2 separate regions of the Homo sapiens genome follow, and region 2 is linked to region 1. Evidence: chromatin contacts called from ENCODE Hi-C or POLR2A ChIA-PET data. All regions are on one chromosome and are shown on one strand. Each heading gives the region's core, a stretch centred on a gene start or an enhancer-like site at or near the end of the contact. The rest is flanking DNA. Distances are from core to core; before and after follow the strand shown. Region 1 overlaps TIAM2 (TIAM Rac1 associated GEF 2). Region 2 has its middle 44 kb from the start of TIAM2.

What was found. A loop is a pair of places that touch in the nucleus more often than their neighbours do. ChIA-PET counts read pairs that join two places held with the same protein, here RNA polymerase II (POLR2A). Pooled maps may share reads with other maps.
Region 2: a loop to region 1 is called in a map of GM12878, with 4 times the contacts of the local background. The contact joins two enhancer-like sites. A Hi-C loop is called at or near these places in 2 of 168 maps with a recorded cell type or tissue (Calu3 and GM12878) and 6 of 50 pooled maps. POLR2A ChIA-PET finds 5 or more read pairs at or near these places in 2 of 52 experiments (activated B cell and activated CD8-positive, alpha-beta T cell).

The regions. Positions count from the first base shown.
Region 1 is chr6:155,169,327-155,175,262 of GRCh38, reverse strand. All of the region lies in intron 9 of TIAM2 (TIAM Rac1 associated GEF 2), which reads right to left. Among named protein-coding and RNA genes, the nearest start is that of CLDN20, 92 kb to the left of the region's middle. RefSeq lists enhancers at 225-284, 3,407-3,466, 3,497-3,916, 3,957-4,016. Within about 2 kb of position 3,947, at least 18 of the 41 ENCODE cell types and tissues checked have a DNase peak (open chromatin) inside an H3K27ac peak, as active enhancers do.
Region 2 is chr6:154,949,097-154,954,468 of GRCh38, reverse strand. No RefSeq gene overlaps it. Among named protein-coding and RNA genes, the nearest start is that of TIAM2, 44 kb to the left of the region's middle. RefSeq lists an enhancer at 2,609-3,109. Within about 2 kb of position 3,273, at least 4 of the 41 ENCODE cell types and tissues checked have a DNase peak (open chromatin) inside an H3K27ac peak, as active enhancers do.

The DNA.
Region 1 (5,936 bases), core at 2,698-5,197:
TTTGAAAACATGGTGCTCAATTTTGAAGTGACATTTCTGGATTTGTCTTGGATCTGTCGCTTTCAGTACATTTTTCTGGAAGGATGATCACAGCCAGAATGCACATCCCCACACGTGCCAATGCCAAAGGAAAAGACAGGACCAGATGCAAGGAGCCAGGGATGCCAGGAACCAGCCCGGACACTCTCTGCTAAAGGCTCTTGTCTTACACAGGCACATTTTTTTCCCTGGTTCATTCTCTCGGGTACTTTTCATCTGGGCAGTGATTTCAACCCGGTGCTTAGCAACAAACAGATGCTGCCTTAAAGGTGCAGGCCCCACCTCTGAAACCAGGCTTGTTGAGAAGCAAACTAAAACCCAGCAGAGGTCACTGTGGAGTAAGAAACATCACAAAGAACAAGGCCCGGAGGAAGTCACAGGCTCCCACTGAGGGTGACAGAGCAATTAATTTACTGCTGCACTTTTGGAGATCAGGAAGAACGTAATTATGGATAAACAGGTGTGGGAGGAACATGAGCAGTACAAATTAACACTGTGCCTTCACACCCTCTTGTTCTCACCGTTACTGACAATCAGAGAAAGACTGTATCACTTGGCCGGGCGCCATGGCTCACGTCTGTAATTCCAGCACTTTGGGAGGCCGAGGCCAGTGGATCACCTAAGGTCATGAGTTCAAGACCAGCCTGGCCAACATGGTAAAACCCTATCTCTACTAAAAATAAAAATTATCCGGGCATGGTGGCACGCGTCTGTAGCCCCAGCTACTCAGGAGGCTGAGGCAGGAGAACAGCTTGAACCTGGGAGGCAGAGGTTGCAGTGAGCCAAGATCGTGCCACTGCACTCCAGCCTGGGCGACAGAGGGAGGCTCCATCTCAAAAAAAAAAAAAGACTGCATCTCGTGAGACCAAATGAAACAAGCTCCTGATGTGCCATCAGTTCACTCACCACTCACAGCCAGCCCTCTCAGGAAGGCACCATCATCACTTCCTATGGAAAAGGCAAGAAAAATATGGCTCAGGAAATTCTAGAAACTTGCCCAAGTTTACACAACTAGTGCCTATGGTACTCCGGGGATCTGAAGGGTGGAAGTCTGGGATGAGCTGGTTCACACCACCACTATACTACACAGAATGCCCGCCTGGCAGTTAACTCCCTTTATATAAAATGGGTGCAACCCAAATCTCCTGATTACTTTCCATTATTCTAAGCCACACACCATGTTCCCATTGAACAGAATGGCTCAGGGAACATTCCCCAGAAGGGAGTGGCATGCTCCTGCTCCACACCGGTGCTCACTTCCATCTCCTCTCTCTGCTGTACCGTCCTTACAAGTAGAGTCAGTGCTGAAACCATATATACCCTCCAACCTGGTTTAAAATGCCCCTGTCTTATGAATTCTCTCCTATCTCTCCTTTCTCTGCCCTCAAGTCCTCTCACTTAGATGAGTTTACTCTCCTATGTCCCTGGTACAGCATTTGGCAAAGCCCAGCTCACAGGAGAGTCACTTCTAAGTCCCGCACCAGGAGAAGATGAATACCAGCAGAGGCTTTGTCTTCTGCATCCTCATTCTCCCTCAGCCATTAACACAGTGCGTCCCACACCCAGGACACACCCAAAACTTCAGTGCTGAGCTGGATACAACTAGAAATTCACAGTCATATTACAGGCAGAAGGGTAAACGCTGTCCGTTTTCAGTATCTTACTCAAATCTGTTGACATAGTGTCAAGTTCTTAATGCTCTCTGGAAGCTTCGAGAAGAAAAATTAACAGATTATTGAAGGAGAATAAGTTCTGGACAAGAGAAAAGTGTGCAGATAGATGGAAGGATGGAAGGACAAAAGAAATAATCCTATTAAAATCCATTAAACAAGGTGCTGTGCTACAACTGCTCTGAGCAATGGTTTTCTGAGTCTACACTGTTGACCCAAGATCTAGTGAACCATAGAAGAGAAGACGCCTATCAAAGCCAAGGCCATCAAAGAGTAAGACCCTCTCAAGAGAGTCCCTCAATGAAAAGTTAAATGTAATTTTTGGTGTGTGTTAGGCAGACAGACAGACAGACACACACACACACACACACACACACACACACAACCCTCACAAATGTATACAGTTCAAGAAAAGTAAAACCTGGTTATTCAAAGGAAGCACCAAGAATTTAAAATTAATTTATTAAAACTAGAAAAAGAAAAAGCTACTTGGTGCTTACAGATCTCTTAGGTTGTTGTAAGCTTTGCCCATTTGGAGGGAAAGTTGGATTAATTCTCTGAAGGAAGGTCAATGCTATCCAAGTTGAAAATACACATGCTTTAGTTTCAGGAAGCCAGATGAAATATTCTCCAATATTCTTTTCATAAAAAGAAGAGAGAATCCTAAAAATAAGCATTAAAAATGGAGCCATCTGGAAAACTCTTTTTCCAGGTTACCCATGTCAAAGATGCTGCTATGTTAAATTAACCTTTTTAACCACCCAGAATTCCACGGTTGGCTACCTTTGCCAGGACTGTTACGCACCTACCACGCCTCCTACTCTACTTCCTCCCATCAAAGAAAAAAAAAAAAAAAAAAAAAAAAAATATATATATATATATATATATATATATATATATATATATATATATTTCCAACTAGCCTCTTCAAGGTTTCCTGGTCCTGAGAATGCAAATGGAGACAGAAAAAATACAATAATAGCAAGGCAATCCAGGTCAAATCTCAGCCTTGTTAGGGGCTGTTATCTAGTGCCTCTGCACTTCTGTTCCTTCACCTTCAAAAGAGGTTAAAAACGCCAGCCTCGTGGGGTGGTTAGGAGACTGATGGGAGGAATTGCATTTGAAAGACATAAATTGTAAAGATTTTTTTTGGAAGCTGAGGCTGGATCAGGGCATTATACTGTACTGGGAGTAGCTACTGCATTTCAGCGATGGCCACTATAAAGAACTTCCTGAGAATCATCCTTTGTTCCAAAGCCCTGGGCCACTGTTCTGGCCACTGCTGCTCAGATCACCTTGCAGTCAGCTCCAACTGGCCATCACGACACGGGAACATCACTGGGCTGCAGCCACAGTCACTCCAGACTGACTAGTGAACGTCTGCAAATCACTTTAGCTCTCCTTGGAGGGCATTCCACAGAAGTATTTATTATTATTATTATTACATCAATGGTCCTGAAACCACATGTCAAATTACTTATGCTCAGTATGCAGCAAGGAGAAAAAATTGAAACTCCGTGTGTTCTCACAGCAGATGCTTTTGGATCAAATGGCTTGTAATTACTACTTGGATCACTGAAGGGAAGTGAGTAGCAAAATCACAATCTGGCTGTCACAAATGGGCCCAAACCACCACAGTGGCTGATAAAAGGAAAGTCTATTTGCAAGGGAGATGAGGAGAAAACACAAAAGGGAGTTGCACGCTCCCAGTTTTCTTAACAACAGTAAAATGTCATAGAAGAGAAAGTGTTTATTTCCTTCTTGGACTGAGGCCCACACATCGGTTGATATGAAAGAAAAACAAAGATGGATCTAGCTAGCTCGCTAGCTGTATGCATATATATATGCTATGTAGGGTTGTGTATTAATATTCTCTCTAAACAGATTACCATACTGTGGTGAAGAGTAAGCTGTTTCATTCATATTTTCCATTTAAGAAAACAATATTAGGGGGTTTGTTTTGGTTTTGGGGTTTTTTGGGGTTTTTTAGGTTTTTTTTTCAGTTTACAGCTCATGACTAAGATGACAATACTGCATTCACTCACTGCCACAGAAAGTTGGAATACCCCAAGCCAATTTTCCAGAAGAAGGGGCCAAGGCCCAGGGGCTGTCACAATTTCTGCAATGAAGCTTCTGGGGTTGCCGCCATCTGAGCCTTAGTGGGGACTTTGTTGTCACAATCTCCATGACAAACACCTCCCTTCAAAGGCCGTGTAAGACTCACTATTACTCATCCAGACGTTCGTTATGAAAAGCTTTCATTTTTGGCAAGCCAAAGTGTCCTCTAAAAAAATGTTCAAGTAAGACTGGCTTTATTCCAGACTTAACAGATTTTGAATTAGGGTGACTCACTGTTGGGCTGTTATATGATGCATCAATTAGAGTGAAATAGTTTAAAATGCACACGGCCCCTCCCTCACAACAGCCTTTCTGTGTTATAGAAATGGGCGTAATGTACTTATTGTATAAAAATAGGTTTGTGCAGGTTACAAGTATTCTCCAAGAATGATTAGCAGATGAAAAGTAGCAAAATGAAATATTAATTATTTAGCCAGCTCAGGCAGAATTTTAAGTCCCAGAGATATAAAAAAACAAATTACACCCTTAGTTCTATCTGCCATTCTATCTGAATCTAGTTATCTGGGTACGATAGCACAGAAATTACAGAGGCTGCATTAAAATTGTCCTATAAATGAAAGGAATTTCTTCAGTATCCCTACATCACAAGTAATGCTTAGCTAAAACAAATAGGAGTAAAACAAATGCAGAAATCATAGTTTCTTCTCACTCCTTAGAGCATCGATGGGACCTGTTGATTTGAGCCCATCTTAAGCACTAAGCTTAAATTCTCACTGTAAGTGGCTACATCAGCAAAATTTATTTTCAAAGTCCAACATAAACTCTGTTAATAGGAAGTGTACTGATGCTATAGTTTCATAACTTTCTTTTTTCAGGGATGGGGTCTTACTCTGCCACCCAGGTCAGAGTGCAGTGGTGCGATCTTGGCTCACTGCAACCTCTGCCTCCCAGGCTCAAGCAATCCTCCCACCTCAGCCTCCGAGGAGCAAGCCACTACACTCGGATAATTTTTTGCATTTTTGATAGAGACAGGGTTTCACCATGTTGCCCAGGCTAGTCTCAAATGATCCACCTGACTCAGCCTCCCAAAATTCTGGGATTACAGGCACGAGCCACCATGCCAGGCCTCTTAACTTTCAAAGTAAGAATTTTACATTGTTATATAATGCTGGAAGAGATAGGACCCTAAAATTATGGGCCTTTATTACAAATCAGTCATCCTCAGCCATTAAATGACTACATCTAATAGAAATAGGGCATATATAAACTATATCGATTACAAGCTTTCCTGGGAGCCATGACATACGCACTTGACAGAGTGGCTAACAGTAAGAGATGGTAAGTGCAGAGTAAGAACTGGCTGGGTGCAGTGGCTCACGCCTGTAATCTCGGCACTTTGGGAGACTGAGGTGGGTGGATCGCGACGTCAGGAGTTCAAGACCAGCCTGGCCAACATAGTGAAACCCCATCTCTACTAAAAATACAAAAATTAGCCAGCCTTGGTGGCAGGTGCCTGTAATCCCAGCTACTCAGGAGGCTGAGGCAGAAGAACTGCTTCAACCTGGGAGGCAGAGGTTTCAGTGAGCCGAGATCACGCCACTGCACTCCAGCCTGGGCAACAGAGTGAGACTCCATCTGAAAAAAAAAAAATTATTTGGTGGAGGAGAAATTAAATAACACAGCTTCATGGGGATGTTGTGGGTTTGAAAAAGGCACTAGGAAGAGGCATAGGCACATCTGGGATTTCATGCTCTAGGATTTCATTCAGAAATCATTCTGAGGATTTGTTTGGTCAGAAGCAATTCTAGGGATGAGGAGACATTACTCAGGCTCCCCTTGACGGCGCCTGGAGAGACACAGCATAGAATGTACTATCTATGTGAAGATCCCTGACAACCCTGAGAGGAAAATGCAATTTTGTATTCACTGAACTCTCAAACGAAGGTAAGTACTGCTGAGGAATAGAGATGTATAAATCAAAGATATTATTATGACTTCAGTCTAGTCATGTCACTAATTTTAAAATGGAGTTAACATGAGGTTAGATACCTCCAAAATGCTTGGCATTCAAGACTATCTCTTTAGAGAATACCTACTGGGACCATTTTAATTATAAATCTATTTTCAAGGAGTTCATGTAAAGATTCT
Region 2 (5,372 bases), core at 2,024-4,523, 220 kb after region 1:
AGTGGAGTTCTCCTGATGGGAGAGATTCACACGGCAGCCTCGGTTCACAGAGGTTTCATATGGAATTTCTCTGTGGAGGGTTGTACAGGAAGCAGCTGAGTGGAACTCTTAAAATGAGAGCACGTTACAGAAAGACTCCAAAACTATGACTCTCATCTCACCTGAAGACAACCGCTCCTTTTTCATGCATTTGACAAGACCATTTTCATATCAGTCAGGCATTTAACTTTCATGTTCATATAAAAATTCAGTACTTTTACCAATAACAAGAAGTTTTGGTTCTGGGGTTGTTTTTTGTTTTTGGTATAGTTGGGGGTTTTGCTGTGTTGTCCAGACTGGTCTCAAACTCTTGACTTCACACGATCCTCTAACCTTGGCCTCCCAAAGTGCTGTGATTATAGGCAGGAGCCACCACATCTATCCTAACAAGAAGTGTTTTTGTGGCGTTTTTTTTCTGTTTGTTTTTTAAGACAGAATCTTGCTCTGTTGCCCACTGTGGAGTGCAGTGGCGCTATCATAGCTCACTCCAACCTCGATCTCCTGGGCTCAAGCGATCCTCCCACCCTCAGCCTCCAAGTAGCTGGGACCACAGGCACGCACCGTCACGCCCAGCTAATTTTTCTTATTTTTAGCAGAGACAAGGTCTTGCTTTGTTGCCCAGGCTGGTCTTGAACTCCTGAGCTCAAGCAGCCCTCCGGCGTTGGCCTCCCAAAGTGTTGCGATTACAGGCATGAGTCATGGTGCCCCATCTAACAAGATGTTTTAAAAGAGCTTTTTCAAAAATATAGAAATTCAGGCAAATTGTTACCCCCCACCCCCGCAAATTAATGAAAAGGAGGCACTCTTTCCTCAAAAATCAAACTGTTTTGAGGCTGGGTGCGGTGGCTCATGCCTGTAATCCCAGCACTTTGGTGGATCACCTGAGGCCAGGAGTTTGAGACCAGCCTGGCCAGCATGGTGAAACCCCATCCGTATTAAAAATACAAAAATTAGCCAGGCATGGTGGTGTGTGCCTGTAATCCCAGCTACTCGGGTGGCTGAGGCAAGAGAATCGCTTGAACCTGGGAGGCAGATTGCAGTGAGCTGAGATCGCACCACTGCACTCCAACCTGGGTGACAAAGTGAGACTCCATCTCAAAAAAAAAGAAAAAAGAAAAAAGAAAATAAATCAAACTGTTTTGAGAAAAGTAGTTTTATTATTTTACTAAAAAATTTGTTTTGAATAATTTGGTACATTGTCACAAGAATTCATTGGCTGTGTTGTGAACAAAATGGCTTAAGAAACACAGCTATGTTTCATGTTGATAGGATGTCACAAGCCACATGTATGATATGTCTGACCTAATGGTACTCTTCTCTGTGCTCCCGTGTCACATGACCTGCCTGTGACAATGCCACTTACATCGTCATTAGAGTTCCTGTGCCTAGCTACATGCCCCACCTCCAGCTTCCACCTCACTGAAAAGGTCTTGAAGGAGAAGACCAGGCTTCCTCCTCCTTGATTCCCCTAGAACCTGGGCCAGTGCCTTGAAGAGCTGTTCCATGAATGTCTGGGGAGGGTGTGGGAAATATGGTTGGACATGGGTAGGTTGGTGCCAGGTTACATGGGGATTTAGAACCTGGACTTGACCCATCCTGGGCCAGAAGGAGCCACTTAAGGTTTTTGAGCAGAGGGTGATGTGGTGGGTGTGGTGGCTCATGCCTGTAATCCCAGCACTTTGGGAGGCTGAGGTGGGTGGATCACGAGGTCAGGAGTTCAAGACCAGCCTGGCCAATATGGTGAAACCCCATCTCCACTAAAAGATACAAAAATGAGCCGGGCGTGGTGGCACAAGCCTGTAGTCCCAGGCTGAGGCAGGAGAATCCCTTAAACCTAGGAGGCGGAGGTTGCAGTGAGCCGAGATCGCACCACTGCACTCCAGCCTGGGTGACAGAGTGAGACTTGGTCTCAAAAAAAAGGAAAAGAAAAGAAAACAAATTGTGTTGAAGTCCAGAAATGGGGCACTGGAGCGGGAGCCCAGAGCAGAAGCTATTGCCAGAGGTCACAAGGACAGAGACTAGAGGCAAATCTAAAGGATTTTCAAGGAAAAGCAGAACTTGGTGTCCCTTTCCAGGGGAAGAAGGATATGGAAGGGTCAAAGTTGGCTCTAGAGGTTGGAGGGCTGAAAGAGGTGCCCTCCTAACAGATACTAGGGTGAGGATTTGGGGCAGGACAGAAGGTGGGGGAGACAAGTTCACCGTTGGTCATGTTCAGTCTGAATAGATCCCCCAGGGTGCAATGTCCAGGCAGTAATTATAACTCAGAAGAGGAGTCAGGGCTGAAGATTCAAATCAGCAAGTCACCCTGGCTTGCAGTGACTTCTCTGAAAAGAGAAAATGCTTCACCAGAAGAACAGGGGAGAGCTCTTAGGTATGTCCCCAAAATCTGCTTGCTAGGATGGGATGAGTCACCCGGAAGGACCTGCCCAGGTGCTAAGGAAACTGGAAAGGGCTAGGTCAGGTGAGCCTGAGGGAACAGTTTCCTGAACGGGGGTGGAAGAGGAGGTCCACGGTGACAACTTTGGAAGGAAGGAAAAGGAGAAGGACCACGGAAAGACAAGGCGGTGTTTTTAAGGAAGTCATTCATGCATGGATGGTAGACAAGACGGCAGCAGAGCAGCTGGGGCAGATGCCAAACCACAGAGCACAGACAAAGAAGAAAGAAAATGTGAAAGAGCAGGAAGCAGTGGCTGCAGGTGACACTTCTGAGGAGGCCGTTTGGAAGCTACAGGAAGCAGTGGCTGGAGGTGACACTTCTGAGGAGGCCGTTTGGAAGCTACAGGAAGCAGTGGCTGGAGGTGACACTTCTGAGGAGGCCGTTTGGAAGCTACAGGAAGCAGTGGCTGGAGGTGACACTTCTGAGGAGGCTGTTTGGAAGCTACAGGAAGCAGTGGCTGGAGATGACACTTCTGAGGAGGTGGTTTGGAAGCTACAGGAAGCAGTGGGATAAAGGAGGGGGTGATCTTCATCCTGAGCATGCTTGCCAAACACACTCATGCCCATTGCACACGCTGAGATGTGCACCCAGCTCTCTTCTCCAGAGAGGTCCACATGGCACACATGTGAATGGCCCAAACTTCTGGACGTGTGGTCCTCTGTGCCCAAAGCCTCCGGGGTACCTAGGGAAACACGCTGGCTGCCTTATGAGCACGTGAAAGAAGCCCAGGTGCCAGACCTGAGCACTGAGCAGTTCTTGGCACTCATGCTGCTCATGGGGATTGTGTACAGAGAGCAGACTGGGCTGGAGGACCAGCAGGTGCACACAGAGGCCACCTCAAAGGGACATGGCAGCAGTACTGTGGGTCCCTTGCTCTCCCTATGAGTGAATGCAGCTTTGGGCAGCGTGACTGAGTCCACCCAAATCTAAGCACATCTGGTGAGATTGCTGGGGAGCCAGTCACGGAACACAGACTCTGACGTCTCCTGAGTCGGCAGAGATTCAGGCTCAGAAGCTCCATCCTCAGCACCCCCTTCACACTCTGGAGGAAGCTGGAGGAATCTTCTCCTACTGCTATCTTCACGTGGCATGGATACTGTAGAGGAGTAGGAATGGGGGTCCATGAAGGAATCTATTCTATCGCCAGAGCTTTGGAAGCCTTCAAATGGCCTACGAGCCTAGAGGCATCTGGAATCAAAGCAGTAATGACACCTTCCTGCCTTGGTGATTCTATTTAATGAAGAATAACTATAAAGAGAGCAAGATGGCCAAACAGAACCCTCCAGCTATCATCCCACCCTGTCCCCTCCAACCTCACCCCTCAAGAACACCAAATTGAACTATTATCCACAGAAGACAGCACCTTCAAAAGAACCAGAAAATAAGGTGAGCAATCACAGTACCTGGTTTTAACATCATATCAAGGAAGAGGCACTGAAGAGGGTGGGAAAGACAGCCTTGAATTGCTCACACTACCCTTCGCCCTTCCCCTAGGAGCGCAGCATGATGCAGAGAATCTGTGTCTTTGGAAGAGGGAGAGGGAAGTCATTATGGAGCTTTGCATTGCAACTCAGTGCTGCCCTGATACAGTGGAAAGCAACACAGGGCAGAATTAGGCTGGTGCCCATGGAGGGAGCATTTAGACCAGTCCTAGCTGGAGGAGAAGGGTTCGTCTTGGTAGTCAGAACCGGAGTTCTAGCAAGCCCTGCCACTGCAGGCTCAAGTGCTCTGGGGTACTAAATAAACTTGAAAGACAGTTTAGGCCACAAGGACCACAATTCCTGGGCAAGTCGCAGTACTGGGCCGACCTTGGAGCCAGTAGGCTTGGTGTGCATGCAACCCAGTGAAACACTAGCTGACATGGCCAAGGCCTGTCCCCCAACCCCAGGCAGCACAGCTCGCAATTCCAAGAGGAGAGGAAAGAGTAAAGAGGACTTAAAGAGGACTTTATCTTGCAACTTGAACACCAGCTTAGCCACAGTAAAATAAAGCACTAAAGTCCTGAAGCCCCCATTCGAGGCCATAGCTCCTGGGTGACATTTCTAGACCCACCCTGGGCCAGAAGGGAACCCACTGCCCTGAAGCAAAAGACAGTCCCAGAAGAATTCACCACCAGCCAACTAAAAAGCTCTTGGGCATTGAATAAATATCAGGTCACCACAGGCCTTGGGTGAGACCCAGTATTGTGCTGGCTTCAGGTGTGACCCAACACACTCTCAGCAGTGATGGCGATGTAAGTGCTTGTGCCACCCATCCCCCAAATCTAGACAGCTCAGCATGGAGAAAGTGATTCCATTTGTTTGGTGGAAAGTAAGAGAAGGGTACGAGAGACTCTGCCTGGTAATCCAGGGAATTCTCTTGGATCTTATCCAAGATCACCAAGGCAGTACCTCTACGGGTCTGCAAAAGTTACACCGTTACTGGGCTTGGGTTGCCTTGTAATGCACATATGACTGCAATGACCAAAGACTTAGATCACAACACTCAATTCCCTTTGAATATTTGGAAAGTTTTCTCAAGAAGCACGGGTACAAGGAAGTCCAAATTGTGAAGATTAGAATAAATACCTAAATCTTTAATATCTAGACATCAACAAACATCCACAAGTATCAGGACCATCCAGAAAAACATGACCTCACCAAATAACTAAATAAGACACCAGTGACCAATTCCAGAATGATAGAGATCTATGGCCTTTCAGACAGAGGATTCAAAATAGCTGTTTTGAGGAAACAGCAAAATCCAAGATAACACAGAGAAGGAATTCAGAATCCTATCAGATGAATTTAACAAAGAGATTGAAATAATTACAAAGAATCAAGCAGGAATTCTGGAGCTAAAATAAAAATTCAATGGACAAACTGAAGAATGCATCAGGCTCTCAACAGCAGAACTG